Linked DNA regions of Mus musculus: region 2 is linked to region 1. Evidence: chromatin loops called from intact Hi-C (ENCODE). Cell type or tissue: gastrocnemius. All regions are shown on one strand. Each heading gives the region's core, and the rest is flanking DNA. Links, peaks and the distances in the headings are about the cores only.

The links. Peaks named below come from ENCODE experiments on the same cell type or tissue, not always from the same donor. Only the 100,000 strongest peaks of a DNase experiment are listed, where the experiment ranks them.
Region 2: it touches region 1 in a loop (1.9-fold over the local background); 6 of 42 quality-filtered maps call a loop at or near these places.

Annotation. Positions count from the first base shown.
Region 1 is chr7:118,925,896-118,931,264 of GRCm38, reverse strand. The region is part of intron 7 of Iqck (IQ motif containing K); the gene reads right to left. Among named protein-coding and RNA genes, the nearest start is that of Gm39076, 57 kb to the left of the region's middle. In gastrocnemius, for the core only: a CTCF peak has its summit at 2,701; a DNase peak (open chromatin) is centred at 4,221; H3K4me3 peaks cover 822 bases; H3K27ac peaks cover 5,000 bases.
Region 2 is chr7:118,848,388-118,853,756 of GRCm38, reverse strand. It overlaps Knop1 (lysine rich nucleolar protein 1), which reads left to right. Exons shown (of 5, transcript NM_023197.3): 2 at 417-1,354; 3 at 3,068-3,136; 4 at 5,183-5,308. Among named protein-coding and RNA genes, the nearest start is that of Iqck, 4.7 kb to the left of the region's middle. In gastrocnemius, for the core only: no CTCF peak of the experiment used is centred there; a DNase peak (open chromatin) is centred at 2,916; H3K27ac peaks cover 1,430 bases.

The DNA of each region.
Region 1 (5,369 bases), core at 143-5,142:
TTGGAGGTTCAGTTTTAAAATTAGGAGTTTATGACTTTTTATGTCTTAGTTCCAGCTCTAAGCTTGTCCACATCTGAGGTCATGTCTATAACTAGCAAACTTTTTTTGATTGGGATAAACAAGATAGTAAATATTGTTGCTTTTGTGGGCCATGGAGTCTCTTTCAAACCAATACCATGCTGCCATAGAACACAAAAGCAGCTGCAGACAATATGCTAAATAGGTGTGGCTACGTTCCAGTAAAATTTTATTTGGAACAGAGAGAGAGAGAGAGAGAGAGAGAGAGAGAGAGAGAGAGAGATGGGGGGAGGAGAAGGGAGAGGGGGAGGGAGAGGGAGAGGGAGAGGGAGGGAGAGATGCACACATACACATATGAAGAAAAGAAAAAGGAAAAAGAACTTTTGTAGCCAGGTTGAATGGGACAGGCCTATAATTCCAATAACTAAACTAAAGCAAGAGGGTCACAAGTTCAAAGCCAGCGTGAACAACTTAGTGAGACTTTGACACAAAATAAGAAGGTAAAAGGAGTCCTGGAGCTGTTGCTCGAGGGTGGAGCCTTGTTTCACATGTATGTGGCCATAGGTTCAATCTCAAATGCTACAAAAAATATTTAATAAAGAATAGAACCCAAGGAATGGACAGTGGCTGGATACTGTCCTTCAGGTATGGTTTGCCAACCTCTGCCTTGACCCCTATGTAGGCATTACAGCTCCAGCCCCCAGCTTCTCCTGCTGCCCCTTCCAGCTCTCTCACACTATTCATCTGACACTGTGCCCTTGGTGAATCACGTGAATGCCTGTCTAGAAAAACTCACTGTCTCTCAAAGTTTAAGCTCAACAAATGACCCTGATGTCACTGGGGTTCTGTTGAAATAGACCCCCCCCCCCCAACCTGGGAGTTCTAATGCACACCAGTGAGGTAGAACAAGACCCGCAGGACTCCAAGTGATTCCAGGGAGCTGAAGCCTGGGCCACCCTGCTTCCCCGAGGGAGAATGCTAGGAATGAGCCTACTGCTCCAAGCCCTGCGGAGGACATCTGTACCGCTTGGCTGTTTCAGTTCCTACACAAACACCATGCTGATTACTGCAAAGCCTTCCAGTGTGAGTCAAGGGAACACTCTGGGGCTGTTAGCCCGTGGTCAGGAAAGCAGGATCTGGGTGAGTCACCAGCACCAGCTGCCTTTCCTGAGGTAGTCTCTGCAATGCCCGGATCTGAGAAGGCCTTCTCCCAGGAAGCCACACCTAGTTTTGTACCGAAGTCGTCCCCCCGCGCCCCCCCCCCCCCGCCGGGTGGGGGCAGGTCACAGCACATACATGAAAGAAATGGAATTTCCCCCACATTTCAGTGATGGCAGTTCAGATGGAGTTCATCCTGCTTCTCCTGATAACTGAGACTCATGATTAGGAATGAATCTGATTGCGTAGGCATTTAAGGTATTTGATGAACCTCTCAGTGAGTTACAGGGTAAATTACGTCACCGTGTGCTCTGCCAAGGACCCTGTCAGCCAGCCCGTTCTGAGCCCTTCCCTCCCGTCCCCACTTAGCTGACATTTGCTAACACAAGACCTGTGAGCACTCTTTTAGGAGTTATGTGCACACTATTAATTCTCAGAAGAAATCTCTGAGGTGGGCAGTATTTCCACCCTTTTCAAAGAGGAAATTGAGCCTCAGTCAAGCAAATAGTGCCCCGAAATTGGTATGTATTATAGCCCAGAATTTGAACCCCAGGCAACTATGAAAACCTGCTCTGGTGTTGCCATTCTACTCCTGACTGAAGCAGCAGCTTCAGGGTTGTTCTAATGTACGGTCAGGTTTGAAAGCCAGAGATTCCTCTGTCAGGGTTCTCAAAGAGTGTTCCCCAGGTTGCCAGCACTCCTAGTGCCCAAGGACCTGTTTGAAATGCAAGTTCTCAGGACCCACTCAGCCCTCCCGACTCTGGGGGAAGGGCCCTGATGCAGGTTAAAGACAGAGAACCGCGTGCAGTGATGTGGGTGTATATATATAACACAAGCACTCGGGAAGCTGAGGCAGAGGGTTGTGGGTTTGAGGACAGCCTGAGCTGTCTCCAAATACGTAAGTAAATATCAAGAGCCAGAGCTCGGGAGAGACCACTTGCCCAGCATGTGTGAGGCTCTGGGGACGGGGTGGGGAGCCACCACACTGTGCCCTTGGTGAGTCACGTGCATTCTTGTCTAGAAAAACCCACTGTCACTCAAAGTTTAACTGATGGATGCAGAGCTGGAGCTGCAGCTCAGCTGGTAGAATGCCTGATTAGCACAAATAAAGTGCTGCATTCCTGGGTTTGATCCCCAGCTCCGCATAAGCCAGGAGTGTTGCCATACTGTAATCCAAACTCAGAAGGTAGAGACAGGAAGGTCAAGAAGTTTAAACCCATCCTTGGCTACGTAGCAAGTTCAGAGGCTATCCTTGGCTACAGGAACCCCACCTCTGTGCCCCCCCCCCCCACACACATATGGGAGTCTATCCCCTGTCAGTGAATCTGGCCAACCTCATGATTTGCTCTGACCAATAGAAGGGAGCAGAAGTACTGCTAAGAGAACTCCATAATCTAAGGCTGAAGAAAGCTTGAAGCTTCTAGATTTGCCTCCTCATGTTATTTCTACATTTAAGGAGGCTCTTCTTTCAACTTACACCATGTTGAAAAGCCACATGGAAAAGAAATGCCAACCACCAGTGCCACCTGCCAGACATGTGAAAAAGAGCAGCTTGGCCCTCCCCTCTGTACGTAGTCACCTGCTAATCTGGGCACACAGGGAGCCAGCACAGTAGCCACCCAGCTCACACACAGACTCCTGAGAAACAGTCAAGCACTATGGACTTCTTCTTTAACATTACTATTGTTTTCTTGTTGTTACAGTACAGCGCGTGTGTATGCATGCACTGCAGTGCACTGTGGAGGTCAGAGGGCAATTCTGTGCAGCTGATTCTCTCCTGGACCTTTTAGAAGGATGCTCTTACCCACTGAGTCATCTCCCTAGGCCAAGTCTACAGATTCAAACCACCAAGTATTCTCATGGGTTGCTATCACCAAAGAGACTCAACCACAGCAGTGAAAGTGACCCGTGCACTTTTTACCTTTACAGACAAGTGCTCCAGAGGAGTGGAGAAGGGCAGCTACTGGGATGCCAAGCAGGATGGCAGGCATCTCACCTCTGCTCTCTGCTTGCCAAGCTTCCCAGTCAGACCCAGTACAATCTTCCGCCATCTCCATATAGGGTTATTCAACTTTTTTGACATCAGAAAGTGACACTGAGGTTTATAAATGTGATGGTCCTGCATTCACAGCTCTCTGGGTACACAGGGCCCTCAGGCTGCATTCACAGCGCTCTGGGTACACACGGCCCTTAGGCTGCATTCACAGCTTTCTGGGTACACACGGCCCTTAGGCTGTATTCACAGCTCTCTGGGTACACACGGCCCTTAGGCTGTATTCACAGCTCTCTGGGTACACACGGCCCTTAGGCCGTAAGCTAGGCATGTCTGAAAGCTGAAAGGTCTTTATTGTTAGCTTGTTGTTTGTCTTGAGACAGGTTCTTATTCTGTAGTAGCCCAGGCTAGAGTCTATCTCCTGATACTCCTGCCTCAGACTCTTGAGAGTTGAAATTAAGGCTTAGCACTGCCACCAACAGCTAAAAAGTTAAAATAATTTTGAGATATATTCTCATGTAGCCTAGGCTGGCCTTGAACTCACTATGAAGCCAAGAGTGGACTTAAATTTATGATCCTGCGGCCTCCATCTCCCAAATGTTGGGGTTGCATATCCATGCCACCATGTCCTTGTTTGAGGTCGTTCTGGCTATTGAAGCTGGGGCATCATGCATGGGAAGCAAGCACTATACCAACTAGGCTACACCCAGAGCCCTTGAAGAAATCCCTGACAACATTAAACAAGAGGTGTCATCATGTTACACTCTGCCCTGTAGATGATCTGGCCAGTCCTCCTCTGATTTTTCTTGTTTATTCTCCACTTCAAACCTAGGAACTGGAATTCAGTATTATTGCTAGACACAGTTCGTAGACGAGGAAAGTGAGGGTTAAGGAAGTTCATTGCCAATTCAAGGCTATGGGGCAAAGGAGATAGAATGGCATTAGGTTTATGCCAACCTACTCCACTGATGGCAACGCTCGCCCACTGCACTGATGGTATTACCAACCCACTCCACTGATGGAATGCCAGCCCACTGCACTGATGGCAAGGCCAACCCACTGCACTGATGGCAAGGCCAACCCACTGCACTGATGGCAAGGCCAACCCACCACATTGGCTGGTAGGCAAATCCTAGGTCATCTAGGATTCATCTCATACTGGAGTATGTCCTACTAGGCAAACAAGACAGAAAGGAGTTGCTTACAGCTTGCCAAGATGACAAGCTTTGGGGTACTTATACATGAAAACGTACCTGTAGTTTTATTTAAATAACTGAAGAAACTGGTGAGGGAAGGGGGAGGGAGAACCTAGCCTGAGACCTGATCCCAGAGCAGGCCAAGGCCCCTATTTATAGTGCTGTGGCCTACTTCAGCCTGCTGAGTGGCCAGACATTGCCCCAAGAAGGAGGCCTGAATGGGGACCACGGCAACTGGGTGCCTTCTTTCTGGGGCACCAGAGTCCTGCTGGGCACAGGCAGAAGTTTCTAGCCTGATCAAAAGAATGTTTTGAAAAATAACAGGGTTTCTCAGGCAGGAAAAAAAAAAATCCAACAAAAAACAAAGAACAGAAACCAAGAACTTAAGGACTACCACCAAGAAACAAACAAGCGGGAATATATTCTTATAGGGGTAAATGGACTTTCAACAGAGCTACACCCTCACAGCTAACAGGAGAGGACTGGGGTGAGAGATGGGGATGCAAAGCGGGGGGGGGGGGGGGGGGCAGGAGCACAATTGTCGGTCCTGTTTTTCAGGAGTGGAAAGGGAAACCAAATAATTAAAATAATGACAAGGCTGGCAAGCCAAGAAGCAAACCTCTGTACCCAAGCTGTTCCTTCTGCGTTAAGAAGCAGATTCTCTTTGTGCTGGGAATGATAATGTTGTCCTCTAATCCCGATGCTTGGGAGGCATGGAAAGGAGGTCTGCAAGTTCAAGGCCAGCTTTGACCACATGCTGAGCACAGTCTCAAAAAATAAAACTACAGAGCTGGGGGGAGGGGCTCCCTAAAAGATCTATAAGCAGTCAGTGGTGGCTGGGGAGAGAAAAACATTTACTTCAGTAGTGTGGCCACTGGTAGGTAAGGTGTTTATGCTCCTGTAAGCAGCCCTTATGGAACTCACAGGATCACATGAGGGGGGTGGGGAGGGGAAAGTCTAAGGGGCAGAGGTGGGACAAGAAGAGGAATCAGATGGGAGGGGAC
Region 2 (5,369 bases), core at 58-5,057, 77 kb after region 1:
AAAATGTCATGGAAGCCAGCTAAAGTCTTGATCACAGCTGTGTCTTGCAGTGCTGGCTTGAGTAGGCGCTTGGTAAATATCTGTTGAATATAGGTCTGTCTGGAGGTTTCAGGGAGATGGTGGACAAGGAATCAAGTGCTCAAAGCCTTTTCTCTGGGCTTTCCCGGCACCTCTCTGAGGATGGATGTGTTCTTTCCTTCCAGAAAAGGAAAGTGACGTGCAGAGAGGTGGGGTGATAGAGTCAAACTGAGTGAGGAGTTTGGATTTGAATGTAAGGCCATCTGCATTTGCACTTCCTGCCATTTAATTGTCTTTCCTCCTGCTCCCAAGGAATGGGAGCTGTTTCCCTTTCTCTCGGACCGCAGGCTGGGACTGGGTAGAATGGTAAACTGCATTATTTCTGTTTTTCTTCTCAGTAATGGTCAGCAAGACCCAGAAAGCAGACCTGGGCCCACAACTCCCAGAGAAGAAGAAAAAGAAGAAGAAGAAAAAGAGAGTGGTTGCAAATGTCTCAGAACCAGAGACTCAATACTCAGTCTTAAACAGTAATGATTATTTTATAGACGCTTCTCCTCCGAGGGCCACGTCCCCTTCTAACAATGTGGATGAGGTGCAGATCCCCGAGATATCACTGAGCAAGAGAAAGAAGAAAAAAAAGTCCTGTAGCACTCACTTGGAGGAGTGCCTGGGGGCTGAGCCTACACGGGCAAGGCAGAAAAAGTCACCTAGCCCTAGAAGGCAGGCCCTTGAGCAGTCAGCAGAAGGCCTCATCAGAGAGAAGAAAAAGAAGAGGCGGAAGTCCTTATCAAAGGCTGCCTCCCAAGGCTCAGGGCTGAAGACCTCCCCAGACCCCAAGCATGCCAAGGAGGTAAGCAAAGCTGGTAGGAAGTCCAAAAAACAAAGGAAGGAAAAAAAGGTTCCTGACACGGAAGCCCTTCCTCCCCAGGACGCTTGGCTCTACGAGGCTGGGGATTCCCTGCACTCATGCTTAGAGGGGGCAGAGGCAGAGGAACAGGCAGCCTTGGGGCAGAAAAGGAAGCAGGGGAGCCCCAGAGATCACAACATGAAGAAAAAGAAGAAGAAGACCCACCAGGAGGGAGACATCCTCCTGGTCAACTCCAGGGTCTCTGTGGAGAACAGCCTGAAGAAAGGGAGTAAGAAGTCAGTCAAAAGTGAAGCTTTGGAGTTCGTTCCAATAGACAGCCCGAAGGCCCCTGGGAAGAAGAAAGTCAAATCCAAGAAAAAGGTGGAACAGCCAGTTGGTGAAGGGCTGGCTGTGAAAAGGAAGAAGAAGAAGAAGAAGAAGAGGAAAGAGAACGGAGTAAAGGAAGACCCCTGGCAGGAGGAAAAGGAGGCAGGTTTCATTGGAGTTTGGGGGTGAGGTTGCCATATGGGTGCCTGCATACATGTCAGCACAGGCACTTGTGCATTTAGCTGATAGAACCCCAGCATCCTCGTGTGTGTGTGTGTGTGTGTGTGTGTGTGTGTGTGTGTGTGTGCGCGCGTGCGTGCGCGCGCAGTAATATGTACTGGAAAAGGATAGGAATTACCTGTTTTTTAGTAAACTGGATCCAGAGGCTCCTGTAGTGTCACCAGTAATGCAGGTGCCCTTCACTATATCCATAAATGGGGATCATTTTATGTAAATGTCTTGTGACTTGCTGTCTCTCAGGAGCCAGTAGCTGTCAGCTATAGGCTGTAGTGTTGCTCCTAGCTTAGTAGATCTCCGAGTATGTTAGGAGATGTCAGTGTCCTTTCCCAAAGCCAGTGTCTCGGCAGCCCAAGAAATGACCATCTGCAATGGGAGCAAGACCTGGCTTCTCCAGCTCTGTGCCAGCCATGGCCCTGTGGCTCTCACGAGGTGACGATGGACATTTTCTGAGGAGCGCCTGTGAGATACAGAGCCATCAGGAAGTTGTTGCTGGCCTGCGTCTACTTTCCCAGGCGGGGTTGGGATCATGGGTGACTCCCCGTTGCGGCCTGCAGGGTGGTTGTGGTTGCTGGCATTCTCCCAGCTTTGTCCTCATGCTTTAGGCTCTGTTTCACCACCCACAGCTCAAGTGTGAAAATGAGAAGAGAATTTGAGGGAGACTGTTCTGTTTCATGATGTGGATCCTGGGTAGACTTAGGTCAATCAGCATGGCAAACCAGCTCTGCTGCTTTCTATTCAGAAACTCAGACCAGGGAGATAGATGATTCAGTGGGTAAGAGTGCTTGCTCTGTAAGCATTGGGACCAGAGTTCAAATCCCCAGTAGTCACCTTAAAAGCTCTGCATGGCAGTATGTACCTGTAACTTCAGTATTAGTAGGGAGAGAGAGACAGACAAGATTACTTTGAGAGGCCCCATCGTGAGGCAATGAAGAGAGCGGTAGAGGAAGACACTACTTGTTTCCACCTGTGTGCACAGTGTGCGTGCAAAACACAAAAAATTCAGGGTAAGATGAACCTGGAGGTTTAAAGCTAGCTCCTACTCAATTTTAGGACCTCTTTCTCCCAGGAGACCAGGGGAAAGGTATCCCCTCTGCTTCACATCTACCAGACAGCTTGCACAGTTTACGAGTCACACAGGCCAGGCCAGGAGCAATAGTGTAAGGAGGGGTAAGGAAAGCTGCCCTGCCCCACGGGACCAAGCACAGCTTCTAAGGAAAGAATGCAAAAGCTTTGTCATTCATGATGGACCAGGAACTGATTGCCCCTAGCCTGCAGTTAGAGGGTACTCTGAGGACCCGGATAAATACGGTTGGGATTAAGACCTGCTAGGCCATCTGCAGGCCAAGGGTTACTCAGTTGCACACCACCCATTGAGTGGGGAGGCCTGGATTCAGATTAGCACTGTCGCTGAGCTGCAGAGTGGTTTCCCTTTCCCTCTCTGAGCCGCCTCCTCTCTGTGTCATCTGGCTTAGTGCCCACATTGGCTGAAAGGGACAGGGGGCAGGGCTTTGTTGCTGAGCTCAGGCTCCTTCTCGATGACAAACCAGTGCAGCCATGCTCTCCGGGTTTGTGTTGGCCTGCTGGAGCGAGGGCTGTTGATGGCTTGCCTGAGCTAACACCTTGCCTTCTTTGCAGGAGTCAGACACAGACTTAGAGGTGGTACTGGAGAAAAAAGGCAACATGGATGAGACCTGCATAGACCAGGTAGGACCCAGCCTGGCCTGTGTCCTCCCTTACTTCTTGTCACCCCCTAGATACCCTCACCACCCATCAGGTCACAAATTCTGGGCTCAGGGGGATTGGGGTCACCAAAGGTGTCTTGTCCAATTCCATGGCACCCCTCTAGGGGCAGGTGAACTCAGCCCACCTGCACCTCTGGCCAGGGGATCCCAAAGCCACTGTGACTTTTTCTGAGGGTCCTGACAGGCCCTCTCAGGGAGCCTATTGAAGAGTGTTGGGAAAATGGGGACCTTCGATCTTATAGCTAGAGCAGGCAGAAATGCTCAGCCATGCCCACGGGGTATCTCCACCAGTTCAGGAGCTTGAGAGAGAGCTTACAGACTAGTATCAACTCTGTCATGTGCATATCTCTATGTGGGATCTAGACTTTGTCTAACTGGGATGTTTTTATGTTCCTTTACCCCGGGGCCTGGCAGGACTGAGGAGCTGTGGGGGCCTGGGGTTAGTCCGTGCTTCACTGGCTGCTGACCCTTCTCTATGAGTCAGCATGGGTCTTTACAGGCAGCTGTAGAGAAGCGGGAGGGTGTGTTGGAAGGATATCTGCGCCCAGATAGATAACACCTGGTCCCCATGGTGCCTGCTGAGGCAGCACTGTGATAGAGATCACACAGTCCTCTGCCTCCTAGGTCCCCACCTCCACCTTAGGAGAAAAGGAAGATGAAGTAAAGTTTAGACGTGAGGAGGGCCACCCAGAAGAGATGGTGTGTGCCAGACCTGCAGTGGAGCTGTGGGTGTGAGGGAACTGCACTTGGAGGAGGGCTATGCATATATGGCCAAGGGAAGGGCCAGGGAATGTGCTGGAGCCTGTCCAGGGTGGGCTTGGACCACTGGCCTTCAGGGCTCCTAATCTCCATGCAGGGCCAGGAGTGCTCTGCTCAATAGGCCAAGGTCAATAATGCCTTAGTGGCCCAGGACAGCATGCAGAGGGGCCAGCCTTGGGGCCCCAGCTCTCCTAGGGCCTAGCCCTTGGCTGGGGTCTCCTTAGCCCCTTAGGACACAGCCAAATGTTGAGCAGCCACAGCTACCCAACACTGCAGAGCTCTTGGACTTTGCTGCTCTCTGCCTACTAAGTGTCTCTGAGGCTTAAGGATGGCCTTGAGTCTCCACTTCTGTTTTCCCCATAAATACTGGAAGGTGGTTGTGTGTAAAATGGGAAGATAACATGTCTGCGAATCCTCCTGCCCACTGTCATAAATGAGCTGCTCGTGCGTGCTGCTAGCTCCTTGCACTGTATGTGGCTGAGACCGGAGGCGCAGTGTGTCCTCACTGCATCTGTTGTGTTGACCCTCACCTGTTTCCCTCATCCCTGCTTTTTGTGCTACAGCAGCTGCTGTAGATTGTGTGGTTTGACTTGTACGGAAAGTACCCTCACTTCAAAGTTCTCGTCACGTAAAGGGGAAGCCAAGTTGGACCCAAATTCTTGAGAAGGAAGCAGACGTCCTGGAAGCTTCTGTGGTGCACTGTGGGCTGCTGGGGCCGGCAGAGGCCCGAGCTGGCCTCGCAGGAGCGCGCCTGCGCTCTGCTGCTTCCCCAAGGTCAAGCTTTCCAGTTTCTGCAGATAACTGATCCAGTGATCAGAAAGGGGGAGGGAGTTTTGCAAGGCTGCACGACCTGTTTAGCAGCATTGCTGGGATTCCAGCTTGTGTCTGGCTTGTTTCTAGAAAGGAGTGCTGTCCTCATGGAAGGCGACTACAATATGCACTGCACAAGAGAGGGCCTCAGCATTTCAGTTGGCCAAGTTCCCACACATCACTGTTACCGGATGTTCTGGTAAAGATGGATCATCCTATGTTACAGGAAAATCACTTGTCAAGAAATTGTGCCCATGACAAGTGTTTCAGGCCAGAGGACCAACTATTAACGAGAATGGCCTCTGCACTGGAGCAGAGTAAAGCTCTTGATCTTCCGCCTCACCTTTACGTAGCAGTAAGATCAGTAGAGAACAGGGTCTCATTGGCCTCTTCGTTTTATTTAGCTGCTTATTTACTCATTTATTTTGTCCCTGCATAGGTGAGACGGAAGGCCTTGCAAGAAGAGATTGATCGTGAGTCGGGCAAGACAGAGGCTTCAGAACCCAAAAAGTGGACAGTGGGTTTGTCGGTCAAGACAGAGGCTTCAGAACCCAAAAAGTGGACGGTGGGTTTGTTGTGGGCTTGCTATCCAGAACCTAAGGTGCCCAGCTGACTAGGCACAAATT